2 separate regions of the Homo sapiens genome follow, and region 1 is linked to region 2. Evidence: read pairs that join two places in POLR2A ChIA-PET (ENCODE). Cell type or tissue: PC-9. All regions are shown on one strand. Links, peaks and the distances in the headings refer to the core of each region. The heading gives the core; the rest is flanking DNA.

The links. ChIA-PET counts read pairs that join two places held together with the same protein. Peaks named below come from ENCODE experiments on the same cell type or tissue, not always from the same donor. Only the 100,000 strongest peaks of a DNase experiment are listed, where the experiment ranks them.
Region 1: POLR2A ChIA-PET joins it to region 2 with 25 read pairs; 2 of 35 experiments call an interaction of 5 or more read pairs at or near these places.

The regions. Positions count from the first base shown.
Region 1 is chr10:24,234,517-24,243,214 of GRCh38, forward strand. The region is part of intron 2 of KIAA1217; the gene reads left to right. Among named protein-coding and RNA genes, the nearest start is that of KIAA1217, 30 kb to the left of the region's middle. RefSeq lists an enhancer at 3,232-3,757. In PC-9, for the core only: no CTCF peak of the experiment used is centred there; DNase peaks (open chromatin) are centred at 4,155 and 4,565; H3K4me3 peaks cover 2,638 bases; H3K27ac peaks cover 2,329 bases.
Region 2 is chr10:24,012,854-24,021,551 of GRCh38, forward strand. It overlaps a transcript of KIAA1217 not described here. Among named protein-coding and RNA genes, the nearest start is that of KIAA1217, 190 kb to the right of the region's middle. In PC-9, for the core only: no CTCF peak of the experiment used is centred there; no DNase peak of the experiment used is centred there.

The DNA of each region.
Region 1 (8,698 bases), core at 278-8,277, 220 kb after region 2:
AGCTGGGTGTGGTGACGCATGCATATAGTCCCAGCTACTCAGAGCTGAGGCAGAATTGCTTGAACCCAGGAGGCAGAGGTTGCAGTGAGCCGAGATCATGCCGCTGCACTCCAGCCTGGGTGACAGAGCAAAACTGTCTCAAAAAAAAAAAAAAAAAAAAAAAGAAACTACATACAAAAAACTTGGCTTTGCTTTTTCAGCCTAATTCGTTAAGTCTGTTTTTAATGGGAAATTCCGTCCACTAGCATTTAGTGTAACAACTGATGGACTTAATTATATTCCTCCATCTTAATTTGACAGCAAGTACTGTATGTCTATTCTTCTTCTCTCTTAAATGTGGCTCATGCTATTTAAATGCGAAACAATGGCTTGAGTTTAGGTCTTGACAAGCTGTATCTGAAATGACAGTGGTTGCTCCAAGTGAAAATGACTGTTAGACAATTGGAGATAAAATAGGACTGGACCCTATGCCAGGAAACAAGACTAGACAGATACATGTTGGAGGGATCAGCTCTATTAGTCACAGTTCTTCAGAATATCAGAGCCAATAGCAGAATTCCTTTTTCTTTGGGGGACCTCAGTCTTTGCTTCTAAGGTCTTCAACTGATTAAATGAGGTCTACTCACATTATGGTGGGCCATCTGCCTTACTCCAAGTCTACTGATTTAAATGCTAATCACACCTAAAAAATACCTTTACAGCAACATCTACACTGGTGTTTGACCGAACAACTGGGCACCATAACCTGGCCAAGTTGAAACATGAAATTAACCATCCCCCTCTGCACCAACAGTTGACAGAATGTGAATGGATAATTTCTAAAAACAAGTAACAACTACAATCAAACACAGAGCCAAAGATCAAGGGTTTAGCATTAGAGAATTACCACAGTTGGGGTCCATGTTTCATTAAAGAATCCAAGCATTCTTATCTTTTGGTGATACTTGTAGTGTGGTCTTGACTTACGAAATGTATATGTGTTGTTTTCTACCTTTTTCATGTTTGACAGTTTTTCTTTAGACCAGAACTTCGGATTGCAGCTATTTCTTAAGAGTTGCTATTTCATTAGCCTTATCAACATCCTAGAGATCTGTTTGCCCTGGGGTTTTGAGGGCTAAGCCCTGAGTTGTAATGCATTAACTCTGTTCTGTGCAGTCCTTCTAGGACTAAATACAGCCTGCAGCTAAATACATACTGCTTCTCCAAGGCTGCTGCTGTGCTGATGTTTCTGTCTGAACTACCCCAGACTCCAGTACCGTCTGTTAACTCCGTATCTCGGAGGATCTGCAGAAGGTCCGCGTTGACCCTTTGCAATCCAGTATGCACTTTCAGGCTCATCTACTAAATAAATCCTTTCAGCATGGCTTCGTTTAGTTAGGCTCTTAGTATCCCAATTATGAGCAATTTTATTAAACTAGGAGTATCAGTGCCTGGTAGTTAAGTACAGGTGTTTTGGGTTTAAATCTCGGGTCAGCCTGAGTTCAAATCTCAGCTCCAACACTTAATAGCCATGTAAACTTACTGTAATTACCTAACCTCTCTAAAGCTCAATTTCTCCATTTGTAAAATGGGAATAATGATTGTTCTTACATCATACTATTGCTGTGAGGCTTAAATGAGATAAGGGTTGGTTATTTGAATGATAAAAAAATTGATATTTTGCTTGAAAGAAAGTATTCCTTTTCTACCTGACAACTTCCAATTCATATTTCTTTTCTCTTTTCTTTTCCATTCTTTTTCTTTTTCTTTTTTTCGACGGCGTTTTGCTCTTGTTGCCCAGGCTGGAGTGCAATGGGCAGTCTCGGCTCACTGGAATCTCCGCCTCCCAGATTCAAGCAATTGTCCTGCCTCAGCCTCCCAAGTAGTTGGGAATAAAGGCATGTGCCACCACACTCAGCTAATTTTTTTGTATTTAGTAGGTTTCACCATGTTGGGCAGGCTGGTCTCAAACTCCTGGCCTCAGGTGATCCACCCTACTCAGCCTCCCAAAGTGCTTGGATTATAGGCGTGAGCCACTGCGCTAGGCTCATGTTTCTTAAGAAACAAAAATTCAGGCCATAAATAGTTAAGTCTAACCTCTTTCCCCAGCTGTTTGTGTTCTTTTATCTTTGTGAGCTTTTTCAGTGAGGAGTTTTTTTTTTTGTTTTTTTTTTGAGGCATGTTCTTACTCAGTTGCCCAAGCTGGAATTCAGGGGTGCAAACATAGCTCACTGCAGCCTCAACCTTCTGGGCTCAGGCGTTCCTCTCACCTCAACCTCCCAAGTAGCTGGGACTAGAGGCACACACCAGCACGCCGGGCTAATTTTTGCACTGTTTGTAGAGACGGGGTATTGCTATGTTGCCCAAGCTGGTCTCAAACTCCTGGGCTCAAAAGATCCTGCTACCTCAGCCTCCCAAAGTGCTAGGATTACAGGCATGAGCCACTGCTCCTGGCCCGTTTTCTACCTCTGCTATAAAACAGGTTTGTTGAAGCGAATTCAAGACAGAGAGTCTTATTTGCTCTCCAAGTCAATCATAGGTACCCATGATGTTGCTAAATTTAGAAAAAATAGCTCATCTACATGCATTTATTGAGCTCTGATTTGATTAGTATGATGCTAAGGTTGCCATCAGGCAAATCACAATGTCATTAAGGCTTAGTGAGATGTTTTTCTCATTCAGGGATGGTAGGAAAAATCGTCACTGGACTGGCCACCTCTAATCAACTCTTGGCATTTCTGCCCAGCCTTCGTGTGTTGTCCTTATTGCTGGGATCCTTGTTGCCAAACACTTTCCCAGCTCTAAGTTGTTCAAGATCTCTCTGTCTTGATCATAATAATGTCAATGCTGGTTACAAATTTTTCTCTTGGGTTTACCTCTGCCTGTCCACTGAGGAAACGGTTAATGGAGTTGCTTTCCCATCTGAATTCTTTCTGGACTCTCTCCATTTGCCTTTACATTCTGACTCTTCTCGCTCTCTTTTCCAAGCCTGAATTCAATAAGCAAAAGCTGAGATACTGTAATTTCCTAAATAACCCAAAGGGAAGATCTGGCATAATTTATAACCACTCTGACTGCTGAATCAACTTGCACTTGCTCTTCTCTCTAATGGAACTTTGAAGAATAACTGTAATTGAATAGTGCCTCCACCCCATCTTCAGATTTGACTGAATCAAGCCTAGATCTGGTTATATCTGGTTTTTGTTTGTTTCATGTTGTGTTTGTGCCCCACTGAGTATAAAGCCCAAGTGTGGGCTTCATCTGGATGTATTTTCATCTCACAGAGACATTAATTGAATCTCTGACAATAGTCTTGCCTCCGAGGAGTGCTCCAACTCTGGCTGCGGTATTAAACCAAGGTAGTTCTTGGTTGCCTTCAAAGGTAACCTCCCATCTGTTGACAGTGAACTACGGCAATGCAACGCTTACAGAATCATTGGAGGAGAGGATCCAAAGCGTTTACAATTCCCTGCTATGCAAAGAGTCATTCTGAGTTTTTTTAACCTATGATTGCTCTCTGTAAATACCTGGGTGCACCCAGCAAGGTGTAGAGGTTAATGTTTGCTCTCTGACCTTTGAAGACAGATGCACTGAATATGTTGCAGTTTGCAATGGGATCCGTGGCAAGTTAACAGCAGACTGCTCCTTCAGCTACTGCTGTTTCCAAAACTCTGCAGTGTCACATCTTGCTCGCGGCTGCCTCCTCAGAAGTGCTTCTCAGCTTCCATTCAGCTCCCTGCTGAGTTCCTCTGAAGAACTTTGTACTGTGGCATATGACAGCGACCTGATAACATTATGATAAACTCCTATGGGTTTGAACTCAGTCCTATTCAAATTTTCTGGTGCCTAGTGGTCAGCAGTCTTAGACCTGGGGAGTAAGAGGTGTGTCTGCAGTGAATTTAGAGGTGAGAAGAAAGAGGGCTGGACTCAGATATTGAGTATCTTAGAGCCTACGGACCATTTCCCAAAGCCTAGAATAGATTTCAGCGTAATTCTGGTAATTTACATAAACTAGGATAGACATGCAAAATATCTGGATATGTTAGGAAGGAGTTAAAAAGTTCTCCACACCTTTTCCTACCACCTCTGCAGCCATAGAAGCCGAGGGGAAATGCACACACACACACACATACACACTCTGGCAGGGAACCTGTTTTGCAAGTTTTGCTGGTAAAAAGTTCTAGGAAGGGGGCTGGTGGAGAACAGAGTGGAAAAGAAGTATCAATTGAAGGTTTTTCAAGACCTGAGTTTTCAAGGTAACTTTATCCTGCAGAGAGAGACACGCATGGCCGCTGTAGGTTTTTCTTCCACCAATTAAGTGCATTGTTAGACAGGGAGGGGCAGATTAACGAACGCCTATAATTTTGATCATTGTTTTTTGCAAAACAGCTCAGGCTTTGAAAATGAAGCCATCGTTCCCGGCTAAGTTTCTGCCAACAGCACAAATTATACTGTGCAGAGATCCAAAGCCCCTAAGAAGGTTTCATTAATGAACAATTTCAGACGATTGTTTAAGTCTTCGCCTGACAGGTAATGTTGGCATGTCGGCAGGTGGGGTTAGGGTTTCCATGGAGATTTATGATGTCATGCTTGAAAGAGCATGTCAAGACAGCCGATTTAACAAGTAGCTACTCAAAAAGTCCTATAGGCTACAAGTAGGTTTTATGCAAATGACGAGAGTTTCACTGGGAAAAACTGCAAAAGAAAACAGCCCAGACATGGAGGGGGGTTTTACCTGACAGCTCCGAAGGAAGACCCTGGAGTCCGTTCCAGACAAAAACTTCCAGAAGAATTAGATTTTCTGCTTTAACTGCCGCCTCACCTGTGGAGCTCTGGGTACAGGTAAATATGCGGGGTTTTTTTCTTCCAAGTTTTTGCCAAAAATTATTTGGAAACATTTCGCTCTGTTTCTCGGCATTGTTCTCTTGGCAGGAAGAAGTGAATCAATAAGCCCAGCTTTCCCATAGCAATGTTCGTGCTAAAGGGCTGTTTTTAAGGGCTTTTTTTTTTTTTTTTATTGAATGAACTGAGATTTTTGAATAGAGCTGAAAACAAGCGATGCATTGTGCGTTCTGCTGATTGTGCCCGGTGAATACTGCTATAAAAGTGCCACAGATAAGGGTTAGATGGACAATCTGAAAATTGAGATGCTCCATGTATTTCTTATTTATTCCCAGATGTGTGTGTGTGTGTGTGTGTGTTTGTGTGTGTGTGTGTGTGTGTTCTTTTACTCTTACGACAAACCTGAAATTGAGACTATGGGTAGTTTTGTATTTTCACATTGTAAAAATGCCAAAAATAAAATCCATGGAATGTTGCAGAAATAATCTTTGAATCAGGTTTATGAACATTGCACTTTTTTAAAAGTATGTATCTGATGCTTTTCTCACCGAGGCATTTTTCCCAGACTAGAAAAAAACAGTCCTGATAGAGACATCCAGTTTTTGAGCTTTTAGGGAAGCAGGATTTCTAAATTCCAAGAAGATAGATAAAGACTTCTTGGAGGAAGGTGGGGTGTGGGTGATAAAGGTAGTTTTTAAAGCATGGTTTAAAAGAAAATACTGGTCACTTGGGAGTATGAGGGTTTTTTTTGTTTGCTTCGGCTGCCAGTGAGGATAAGTAAACAGTCTTGCCAGCCATTTGGATGTGATAGCAATCACTGGATGCGGCTGTGGATCTGTGAGTTAGCTGAAAGGGGTTAGTTCAGAGGCATCAGTTGCCCTGTGAGTAGTTAGTTCCACCAAGCTTAAAAAGAACACAAAGAAAGCCTATTGTTTCTTCCACACAGTGCATGGCAGCGTGTGAGGTTAAAGCGGAGTTCAGAATCATCGAAAGATACCTGTGAAATGGGAATTTGGACTTTTGAAACTAAAACTACTTAGGAATAAGTGGATAGGCTTTCAAAATGTTTTAAGAACTGCCTCATGTGTGAGAATGAGACCTCCTGAAATTTTGCAGTTAGATAATGTGGATTAATGCCAGAACTCACATTCATATTAAATTGTTACCACAGTTATTGCAAAACAGTGAGTGACAAAGAACTGTGCCTCCAACATCGGAAGTTCTGGGCGTTGAGTTCTGGCTTCACCACTTAGTGGCTGTATAACTAGAGGAAAGTAAATTCATGTCCTTAGGCCTCAGTCATCATGTCCATAAAATGGGATGCCAGTAGCTAGCTGTGTTGTGAGGATTAAATAACAAAACAGACGTAGCACAGTTCTAAGCATTCATGTTCCAAATGTTAATGATTGTTTTTATTGACTGCTGAAATGGCATTGGATATTTAGAAAGTGTTTTTATATTCTTTACTTCCTCTTATCATTACAAGTAATGACTAGCAGTCAAGTAAGGCTAGTAGTCTTTTTTTTTTTAAAAAAAAAAGACAGGGTCTCACTCTGCCACCTAGGCTGAAGTGCAGTGGCGCGATCTTGGCTCACTGCAACCTCTGCCTCCCGGCTAAAGCAATCCTCCCACCTCAGCCTCCTGACTACTGGTGCATGCCACTGTGCCAGGCTAATTTTTTGTATTTTTGGTAGAGATGGGGTTTCACCATGATGCCCAGGCTGGTCTCAAACTCCTGGGCTCAAGTGATCTACCCACCTTGGCCTCCCGAAATGCTGGGATTACAGGCTTGAGCCACTGCACCCGGCCTTGGCTAGCAGTCTATTTCCACTTTACAGATGCAGAAACTGTGGCTCAGAGAGTTACTGGGAAATACGACATAATAAACTATCCTATACTGCCTGCACTTTTTCTCATTTTAGGAGGCATAGAAAAAAAATGAATGTGTTATTGAAATAACTCCCAGCAGCAGCAATGATTCTGTAAAGTAATTAAAATACAAAATGTTAAGTATGCCAAAGGAGCCAGGGTATTTATATTTTTATATTAATTATGCTTTTGCCACTTTTTTCTAGACAGGCTACAGAAGTGATATTAATTTACTTTTTACTGGTACCTACTGATAGGAGCTCCAGTACTGCACAGACTTAAAATTTTAAATTCTACCTGCCTGAAATTTTTCTTGGCCATACAAGTAGAGTCGGATTTTAATGTTACAGGTATTTTCGGAGTGAGAACCCAAGTCACCAAGGGGCTGTGGTTGCTACAGGGTGCAGAAGGAGCCTAGGAGTCGAATATACTGTCCTTTATTCCTTCTGTATTCTAGACGTTGGCACTTCCTCCCTTGCCTCTATCCCAGACAGAAACACAGCCCATAATTATATCCTACATCCATTGTATGTAAGAGACAAATATGTTTTTCATTGTGCTATTTTTAGCCACAGTGTTTCTAGCTGGGGAAAACACTCTCTTCATTCCAGGGTTTTCTTAACAATTTTTCCAGTTTTTCCATGTCAGACTATTCAGAATTATTCAGGTTCCACACTCCTGGGAGAAGGCTCTTAATGAAGTATTGAGTAGGCTCATCGAGGGGGATTCTAGAGGGATTTTGGCATCTGAGCTGCTGAGCCTGAACTCATTCTATGACAGATGATGTCTGTGGTCCCATGAATTAGGCTGCATTGAGGACTCTCATTCCCAGCACTGTTTGGGGGCACTGGGAAAAGGTTGAGTTACCTTATCCCAAGGGTAGATCTATAAGGAGAAAAGCAAATATTTATTTATTTGTTTTAAATTTCTGCTTTTATTTTTAGATATAGGAGGTACATGTATAGGATTGTTGCATGGGTATACTGGATCCAGATAATGAGCATAGTACCCAATAGGTAGTTTTTTAACCCACATCCCACCTCCATCCCCACTCTAGTAGTCCCCAGTGTATTTTGTTCCCATGTTTACATCCATGTGTGCTCCATGTTTAGCCCCCACTTGTAAGTGAGAACATGTGGTATTGGGTTTTCTATTTCTGCATTAATTTGCTAGGAAAATGGTATTCAGCTCCATCCATGTTGCTGCCAAAGAAATGATTTCATTCTTTTTTATGGCTTTATAGAATTCCATGGTGAACATGTACCACATTTTCTTTATCCAGTCCACCATTGACGGACACCTAGGTTGATTCCATGTCTTTGTGGATAGCACGGTGATGAACATAGAAGTGCATGTGTCTTCTCGGTATAATGATCTATATTCCCTTGGGTATATACCCAATAATGGCATTACTGAGTCAAATGGTAGTTCTGTTTTAAGCTCTTTGAGAAATCTCCACACTGCCTTCCACGGTGGCTGAACTAATTTCACTCCCACCAGCAATGTATAAGCACTCCCTTTCCTCCACAGCCTCACCAGCATGTTATTTTTTGACTTTTTAATAACAACCATTCTGACCGGTGTGAGATGGTATCTCATTGTGGTTTTGATTTGCATATCTCTGATGATTAGTGACGTGGAGCATTTTTTCATATGTTTGTTGGCTTCTTGTATGTCTTCTTTTCAGAATTGTCTGTTTATGTCTTTTGTCCACTTTTTAATGGGGTTGTTTTTTGCTTGTTGATTTAAGTTCTTTACATATTCTGGACATTAGACCTTTGTTGGATGCATTCTTTGTGAATATTTTCTCCCATTCTGTAGGTTGTTTGCTCTGTTGATGGTTTCTTTTGGTGTACAGAAGCTCTTCAGTTTAATTAGGTCCCACTTGACAATTTTTTTATTGTTGCAATTGAAAGCAAATATTTATTTCATTCAAAGTTTTAGTTTCAAATATGAATCACAAAGCTGCAATTTTAGGGTAGAAAAGAGTTTTGAACTCAAACATGGT
Region 2 (8,698 bases), core at 506-8,505:
CTTTTTATAAACAGAACTATTTTGGGGAGGATGATAAATCACATCCTAACGCATAACATTTTTATGATTTAAAGACAGTTGGTCCTCATTACATGTGGATTCTGTATCTGCAAATTCTAATACTCGCTAAAATGTATTTATAATCTTCAAATCAGTACTCATGGTACTTTTGCAGATAAGCACAGAGTGACAATAAATTTGAGTCACTCAAAGTACATTGTAAACAAGTGTCCCTTTCACGATCTATTTGGTGCCATATTTTTTTGCATTTTTATGCCTTTTGCATGTTCAGTGGTGATTTCACTGTTTAAAAATGGCGCCCCTAAGCAATGTACTGAAGTACCGTCCAGTGTATCTAAGCACAAGAAGGCCAAGATGTGCCTTACAGAGAAAAAATACACTTGTTAGACAAGCTTCGTTTGGGCATGAGTTATAGTGTTTTTGGCCATGATTCAATGTTAATAAATCAAAATATATATATTGAATATTTATGTTATTTCAATATACATCTATATATTAATTATATATTAAATAAGGTGTCTTTAAGCAGAAACACACATAAAAAAGGTTATGCATTAATCAGTGGACAAAAGCCAAAGGCTTATAGGAACCAAGCCCCGTATTTCCTCTAGGAGCAATGATTCAGTATTTGCTAATTCAACATCCATGTCTGTGTTATAGATCATAATTAGTGTGAATAACAGAATCAACTGCATTTGATTGAAAGCTCTGTGCCATCTGGTTACTTGAGTGGCTCTATTATGTGCAGACATAGTCTCCAACTATCTTTAATGTGACTCAGAAATGTCCTGCTATATTCAGGATCAGGTTTCAGGTAAGTTAGGAGTTACATAGACTGGATGAGAATCCAAATAAAATCTTACACCTGAGTCAAAGAATGGGACGCTGATTCTGGAGTGTGGTGAGAGAAGGGAAACTTGGCCATGCGCTATGGGGAGTGCCGCCATGAGGGGAGGGAAGGAGAGATATGGAAGAAGCTGAAGAGAGGAAACCAAAAGTAGAGGGAAAGATGTGTGTGCTCACAGTGACGCCAAGAGCCAGCACCTTAGACAGTGCTCTTAATTGTGGGATGTGTCACTGTCTGAGAATATTCAACATTACTCCTTCCACCAAAGTATGGAACAGGAAAATTAATGTGTGTACAATGTCATTTGTTATACTTTCTTGACAGGCAGTAGGTGAGATACCAACACATTCTGCAGAGCTTAATGACATCATTTTAATGTAAATTGAGCCTGTTTATTTGCTTTTCCTGTTTCATATAAGGTTATGACTCTGTCTCCTGGCTACCCAGAAAAGGCCATTTTGATTTTGGATAAATAGTATCTGTAGAAATGTGTTTTTAAATAAAGGGTACTTCATGCACTTAAGTTAATGGACTTTAATAATCTATTTAATACGCTCTGGCAAGAAAGATGTTTTTACTAGCTACCATTGGAGAAACTATGTGTTCTCATATTCAGGCATAAGGTAATTTGTTTTACACGCAGAAAATAGAGTTTACAATTTGAAATAAACAAATCACTGCTTTAAACAGTGTAGGAGAGAGTACACTACTTCAAAAATAATTGCTTGTTTACATGCATTTGCTTGTTGGAAACAAAAGACTGAAATGAGAGCTCCTCTATCGTTAGTCTGTTATGTGAAAAAATGAGAAAGTGCATACAAGGACCCAAAGCAGTAGAGAGAATTTCCCATAATGCCATGTGGACATGATAAATTGTACCATTTTGCCAGTTAATGATATATTAGATCAATACAGCATCTAACTCGTGAGCTTCAGCTAGAAATCTCAAGTCTGATGGAAAACTATTTTTTAGTATCTTAAGAAAGTCTCAAAACTTTGGAAAAAATTAGTGTTTTTGAAATATGGCCAAGTTATATCTTCACACATGAAAAATGTACTATATTTTTCTAGGAGTTTGAAAATCATTTTGAGGGCTGAGAGTTTTTCTAAGCAGTGTTAAAACCACATTGAATTGCTGTTAAAGGGTAATAGTCATACCCTTTCATATTGTTTTGAGAATTAAACAGAATACAGCACATGGAACAAAAATTAATATAATATCTTCGATCAAAAATATAATTCTAAAATAATATTATTCAAAAATATAATAATATTCTTGGTAGAGTAAATGTTGGCCCTAAAAAAGCATGTAGTTATCAAAATTGTCCTAAACAAAATATCATTTTCTGTTGGCTGTCATTGCTACAACCATGCCACTCTTGGAAACTGATAGAACCAACAAAGTAAATGGCAAAAAGAAATGTTGAGGACAACAATAATGCTTTCCTGATTCCTCCAAATCATTTCCTATAAAGGGCTGTACAATGAGATTGCTTAGTCTACATGCCTATCTGTTCCACTCATTGGTAATTAAAATGAACTGCTATAACAAGGAACCTCAAAATATCAGTAGCTTAAAACAATGAAGATTTACTGTTGATGTGATCCTTCCATAAGAATCAGGTAGCTCTTCTTGGGGTCCCTCTTAAATAGTTTCTTCCATGTTGCAGCCTCCTCAGTCTTAGTAGAAGAGAAAGACTTTATAATGATTGTTAGGGAGGTTTATGACCAGGTCTAGAAATAGCAACATAAGGCCAGGCATGGTGGCTTATACCCATAATCCCAGCACTTTGGGAGGCCAAGGCAGGTGGATCACCTGAGGTCAAGAGTTCAAGACCAGCCTGGCCAACGTGGTAAAACCGCATCTCTACTATAAATGCAGAACTTAGCAAGGCATGGTGGTGGGTGCCTGTAGTCCCAGCTACTCAGGAGGCTGAGCCAGGAGAATGTTTGAACCTAGGAGGCAGAGGTTGCAGTGAGCCAAGATTGTGCCACTACACTTCAGCCTGGGCCTCAGAGTGAGACTCTGACTCAAAAAAAAAAAAAGAAAAAGAAAAAAGGAAAGAAAGAAAGAAAGAAATAGAAACGTAAAATCCACTTCCATTTTAAGACCAGAACCTAGTCCTAAGGCCACAAAGTAACTTCAAAGTGTACTGGGATGTGCCCTCTTCCTGTTTGCGTAGGGTAAAAAAAAAAACCAGGATATGCTTTCTTGATTCTTCAAAGCAAGTAAAGGTTTAAACTTCCCAGTATGTTCAGTTTATTTCTTAACATGCCATTAAATGAGCTGAACAATTTACTGGAAGAGGAAAATAAGGTACCATTTGACACCTTAATTTATGTATCTCAGCATGCATAGTTGAGGTTGGTGTTAAGCACAGCTAAAGTTCCAAGTCTCCTCTGAAGCTCCCCTGGTGATCTAACTGGGCTTTCTGGTGATGGTCTCCTCTAGGCTGCTATAGTAACATTTATCAAATATGTCTCTGTATTCTTTCTTTCTGTGTATTATGTCTGTTATCTTCCTGTTTAAAGAATTCAGTTCTTCTCTGCTTTGTGTAGCTACTTATTTCTTTGCTCAGTTCTTGTATTCTTATATTTATATTTTCAGCCTGGCTTCCTAGGGGTCATCCCTGTGTTTTCTCAGCTCAGTGATCAACCAGCGATTGGGCAGAGATTATATTCAAACACCTTTTATACAAAGTATACAAAGAAACAGGAAAATCTACCCTGCAGCCTGTACTCAGAAAAAATAGTGTTCAATGAAACTAACTTACAGAGTCAGCCAGGTTGTTAGATTTAACAAAGATGTCAACACAACTATTAAAATTATGTTTAAAGAATTCAAGCTAAGCTTCTTATGTTTAATAATATTATATAGTGTAGTATATTGTAGTATAGTATAATATTGTAACTATAGTAATTAAGGATGTGTGTTCTGGAGTCAGACTGCAAGGGTTTGGATCTTGTGTTCATTACTTACTTGCTTTTTACCTTACCTAGTTATTTAACCTCTTTCTGCCTCAGTTTCCTCATGTAAAAATAAGCATAGTAACTAAAGTACCAACCTCATACATTTATTTTAAGGATTGAACATGATAAAATATATAAAGCACTAAAACTGGCAAGCATTTAAAAAAAACGTGCAGTGAGCCTTCAAGAGATGCTAAATATAATGAGTAATACAATATAGAACTATGATTTTATTTGCTTGAATCTTCTATTGCTGGTAGCATTATAGACTTACCCATAGTAGGTCACAATAAATGTTTACTGAATGAAATCATGAATATTTTGTTTCGTTGGTTAGTTAGTTTTTTTGTTTTTTTTTTTTTTTTTTGATTTTTTGTTTTGAAACAAGGTCTCACTCTATCACCCAGGCTGGAGTGCAGTGGCACAGCATAGGTCACTACAGCCTTGAACTCAGGGGCTCAAGTGAACCTCCCACCTTAGCCTCTCAAGTAGCTGGGACTATAGGCATGTGTCACCACACCTGGCTAACTTTAACATTTTACATTTTTTGTAGAGACAGGATCTTGCTATGTTGCCCAGGCTGGTCTGGAACTCCTGACCTCTAGGACTTCTCCTGCCTTGGCTTCCCAAAGTGCTGGGATTGCAGGCATGAGCCACCGTGCCCAGCCAGAAATCATATTTTTGATGCATGAAGTAGAGAGCCTTTCACTTCAATGTAAGGGGACTATAAAAAATTCCTTCCCCAATGTATTTCCTCTAGTTCCACACAGATGCCAACCTTAATTAAGATGTAATATTTTTATTCAGAATGAAGAATCAATGTTAAATGCAAATAAACCTGAAAAAGTAACATACTGGCTTAAATTCACACTATAATTTTCCATTTAAACACAGTATACTCAACTTTAAGTGAAACACCTCCTGATACAACATACCTAAAAAGCTGGATAAAATTTAAAAATTTAATTTTATATGTATAACTGCACTGTTGCAAAAGTAGAACTCCTGCAAAGGCCAGAAATTATATGAAAATGCAGTTCCACAGAAGCACAGCCACTTACCCTGGGGAGTTTACCTTTTGCTTGTGACCCAGACCTGGGTTCCAAAGGTCTCACCCAGGGGATTAAAAACAAAGCTTAAAGACATAGCAATGTGGAACAACATACATTGAAAGCAAGAAAGATTAGTGTAAGGACAAGTGCACATCTCATTCAGAGTTCATGGAGATAATTGCTTGCCTCACTGTTTAGGGAGAGCACAAAAAAGAAAATGTATTCCTTCAATATCTCCAACCACAACTCTACCAGGTTACCTTTGTAGCCCCCCAAAAAGTAAGATCCGAGTTTAAAGTGGCCTCAAGTTTGTAGTATCCCAGCTTCTTTCTGCTTTACAGAAGAAATACAAATTCTTTCTGGAAGAATGCACCTTAAACCCAAGCTTCATATTAAAAAAAAAATTATAAGGAGTATGTGCTCCCAAACAAAAAGTCACCAAACACAAAAAAGTGAGAACCCATTAGCAAAAGCCAAGAGAAACCACAAAGTGGAGAATTTCAGACATTGGAGTTATCAGACCTAGAATATGTAAGTTTGATCTCTAACATGCTCAAGGAGTTAAAAGCATATAGCAAGTATAGTAGAGTTACATAACATTAAACAGTGAAATAATAACTGAAAGTAGGAACTACATTAATCATCGGATTAGACTTAGCTGAAGAGAGGATTTGTGAACTGAAAGAGCTTTTATTAGGAGATATACCTAATGCTAAATGATGAGTTAATGGGTGCAGCACACCAACATGGCACATGTATACATATGTAACAAACCTGCACATTGTGCACATGTACCCTAAAACTTAAAGCATAATAATAATAAAAAATAATAATAATAAATAAATAAATAAAATTAAAAACAAGTAGCATATAGTAAGTATAGCCATTCTAGAAAACCGTAGAGATATTCCTCAAAAAACTAAACTTAGAACTGCTATATGACCCAGCAATCCCACTACTGGGTATATATCCAAAGATAATGGAATCAATATGTCAAAGAGATAACTGCACTATCATGTTTATTGCAGCACTATTCACCATAGCCATAGCCATGACATGAAATCAAGCTAAGTGTCCATCAATGGATGAATGGCTAAAGAATATATGGTATATATACACTATTCTGCCTTCAAAGAGAAGAAAATCTTGTCATTTGCTACAACATGAATAAAGGAGGGCATTATGGCAAGTGAAATAAACCTGGCACAGAAAGACAAATACTGTATGCTCTCAATTATGTGAAATCTAAAAAAATTGAACTCATAGAAGCAGAGAGTAGAATGGTGGCTACCAGGGGCAGGGGTTGAAGGAGCAGGGAGATGTCACTTAAAAGGTACAAAGTTTCAGTTAGACAGGAGAAATAAATTTTGGAGATTTGTTGTACAGCATGATGACTATAATTAATGATAATGTGTGTAGTATACTTGAAAATCACTGAAAAAGTAGATTTTAAAATGTTCTCATCAGAAAAATGATAAGTAGGTGAGCTGATGGATATGTTAATTTGCTTGATTTAATAATTCTGCTATGTATACATATATCAAAACATTGTTATATACCATAAATATATACAATTTGGCATTTGTCAATTTAAACAAATAAATGATGAGACCTAACTCTCAATAAATAAATACATACATACTTAAGGAATGCAAAAAAAATTTAAAAAATAAAATAAAAATAATTTAAAATGCCACTTAAAAAGACAGAGTGGAGGTAATTGTGAAAGAAGCATTTGAAGAAAAAGAAAATATAGTGGGGAAGATAGAACACATTTCAGATTGAAGATTTGGGGCAGGGGAGGGCAGACTTCTGTGAAAGATCAGATGGTAAATGTTTTAGGCTTAGGGGCCATAGAGTCTTGGAAATACTTAACTCTGAGGTTGCAGTGCAAAATCATCCATAAGTAGTAATGTAAATAAATGAGCCCGGCTACATTCTAAGAAGATTTTATTTCTACAATGGCAGCACACTACATTTGGCCCTTGGATGATAGTTTGTTAAATCCTAGACTAGGAAATCATAGAAAATCAGAGCAGAATAAAATTTGAGAAGAGAATGGATTATACCTCAATCAAGATAATCTAAAAAATAAAACAACTCTAAAAAGAAAAAAAGAAAAAGTACAATAATGGCTGAGAATTTTTCAGGAATAAGTAAAATAAATGATTCTCAGATTCAAGGACCCCCAAAATTCAAAGTGAGTTAAAATAAAAATAAATCCACATCAAGATACATTACTGTGAAACTGCATAACAAGAATGATAAAGAGAAGATCTTAAAAGTAGCCACAAAAGTCAGTAAATTCTTTCCCCCAAAATTATGTAGACACCAGACAAAATTGTCAAAAATAACCACATATGGTTCCAGAAATCAACCAAAGGCAAACAAAAATTATGAAGCATTTATTTATGAAAAACTTCTAGAGCGTTGGGTGAGAATAGTAGTCCGTGACTTTCATTCCTGGGGCTACCCCCATCACCTAGCCATCAGCAGATGCATGGTTGATGCTGTAGTTTTACAAGAGGGAAGTTGGCTGTGAAAATCAGCAACTTAATTGTCAGAGGGGACTGATTTGATTTGGAATGAAAGGTAAAAACCACACTAAGTAGCATTGTCAGTAAAAGTAGCAAACTTGATAAGAAATGAATGAGTAAAATCTGCTGCTCATAAGCTTGAGGTTGTGGTCTCATTTGGGTGGGCAGTGGACAAGCAAGAAACTTAACGAAGAGATCTTGGAAGAAAGGGCTATATAAGCTTCACACAGCCATGGCTGATTGGGAAGCACGGGTGCCTTTCAGAGAGACCACAGAAAAGTGCAAGTCAAAGAAGAGGTGAAAATGCTCAAAGTTTTAACATGTTCCCCAATACACATATATACACACACTGAAAGTAGAAGCCTTATCGCTTGAGGTGTTTGAGTACAATCTGTGCACAATCATTGGTTGACCACTGAGCTGAGAAGACACAGGGATGATCCCTAGGAAGCCAGGCTGAAAAATATAAATATAAGAACACAAGGACTGAGCAAAAAATAAGTAGCTACACAAAGCAGAGGAGACAGACTCTACAGATTAATTCCTAGCAAGTTCCTAAAACAAAACAAAACAAAACAAAACAACAACCTTGGGGGAAAAAGTAAAGATGCTGTATTTTATGATCTAACATGTTAGTTTTCAACAAAATGGAACAAAGTATGAAAAGAAACAGGAAAGTCTACCTGCAACCTATACTCAGAAAAAATAGTCGTCAATGAAGCTAATTTACAGAGTCAGCCAGGATGTTAAATTTAGCAATGATGTCAACACAACTACTGAAATTATGTTTAAAGAATTCAGGGAAAGAAATGTATAAAGAATTAAAGGAACATATGACTAGTAACAGCACAAGAGATACAAAATCTCAATAGATAAGTAGAAATTATTTTTAAATAATCAATTATGTATGTAGAAAATCCCAAAGAAGCAACAGTAACAAAAAATACTGGAATTAATAAGCAACTATAGCAAGATTGTAGGATATGAGGTTAATATACAAAAGCCAATTGTTTTTCTGTATACCAGCAATCAACGATTGAAACTTTAAGTAAAAACACAACACCATTTACATTAGCACCAAAAAAATCAATACTTTAGGTATAAATCTAACTAAATATACACATGATCTTTATCTGAAAAATTATAAACTCAAAAAGAAATCAAAGAAGATATAAATAAATGAAGAGAGATACATATTCATGGACAGGAAGACTCCATATTGTCAGAATGTCTGTTATTCCCAATTTTATCTACAGATTCAGTGTAATACC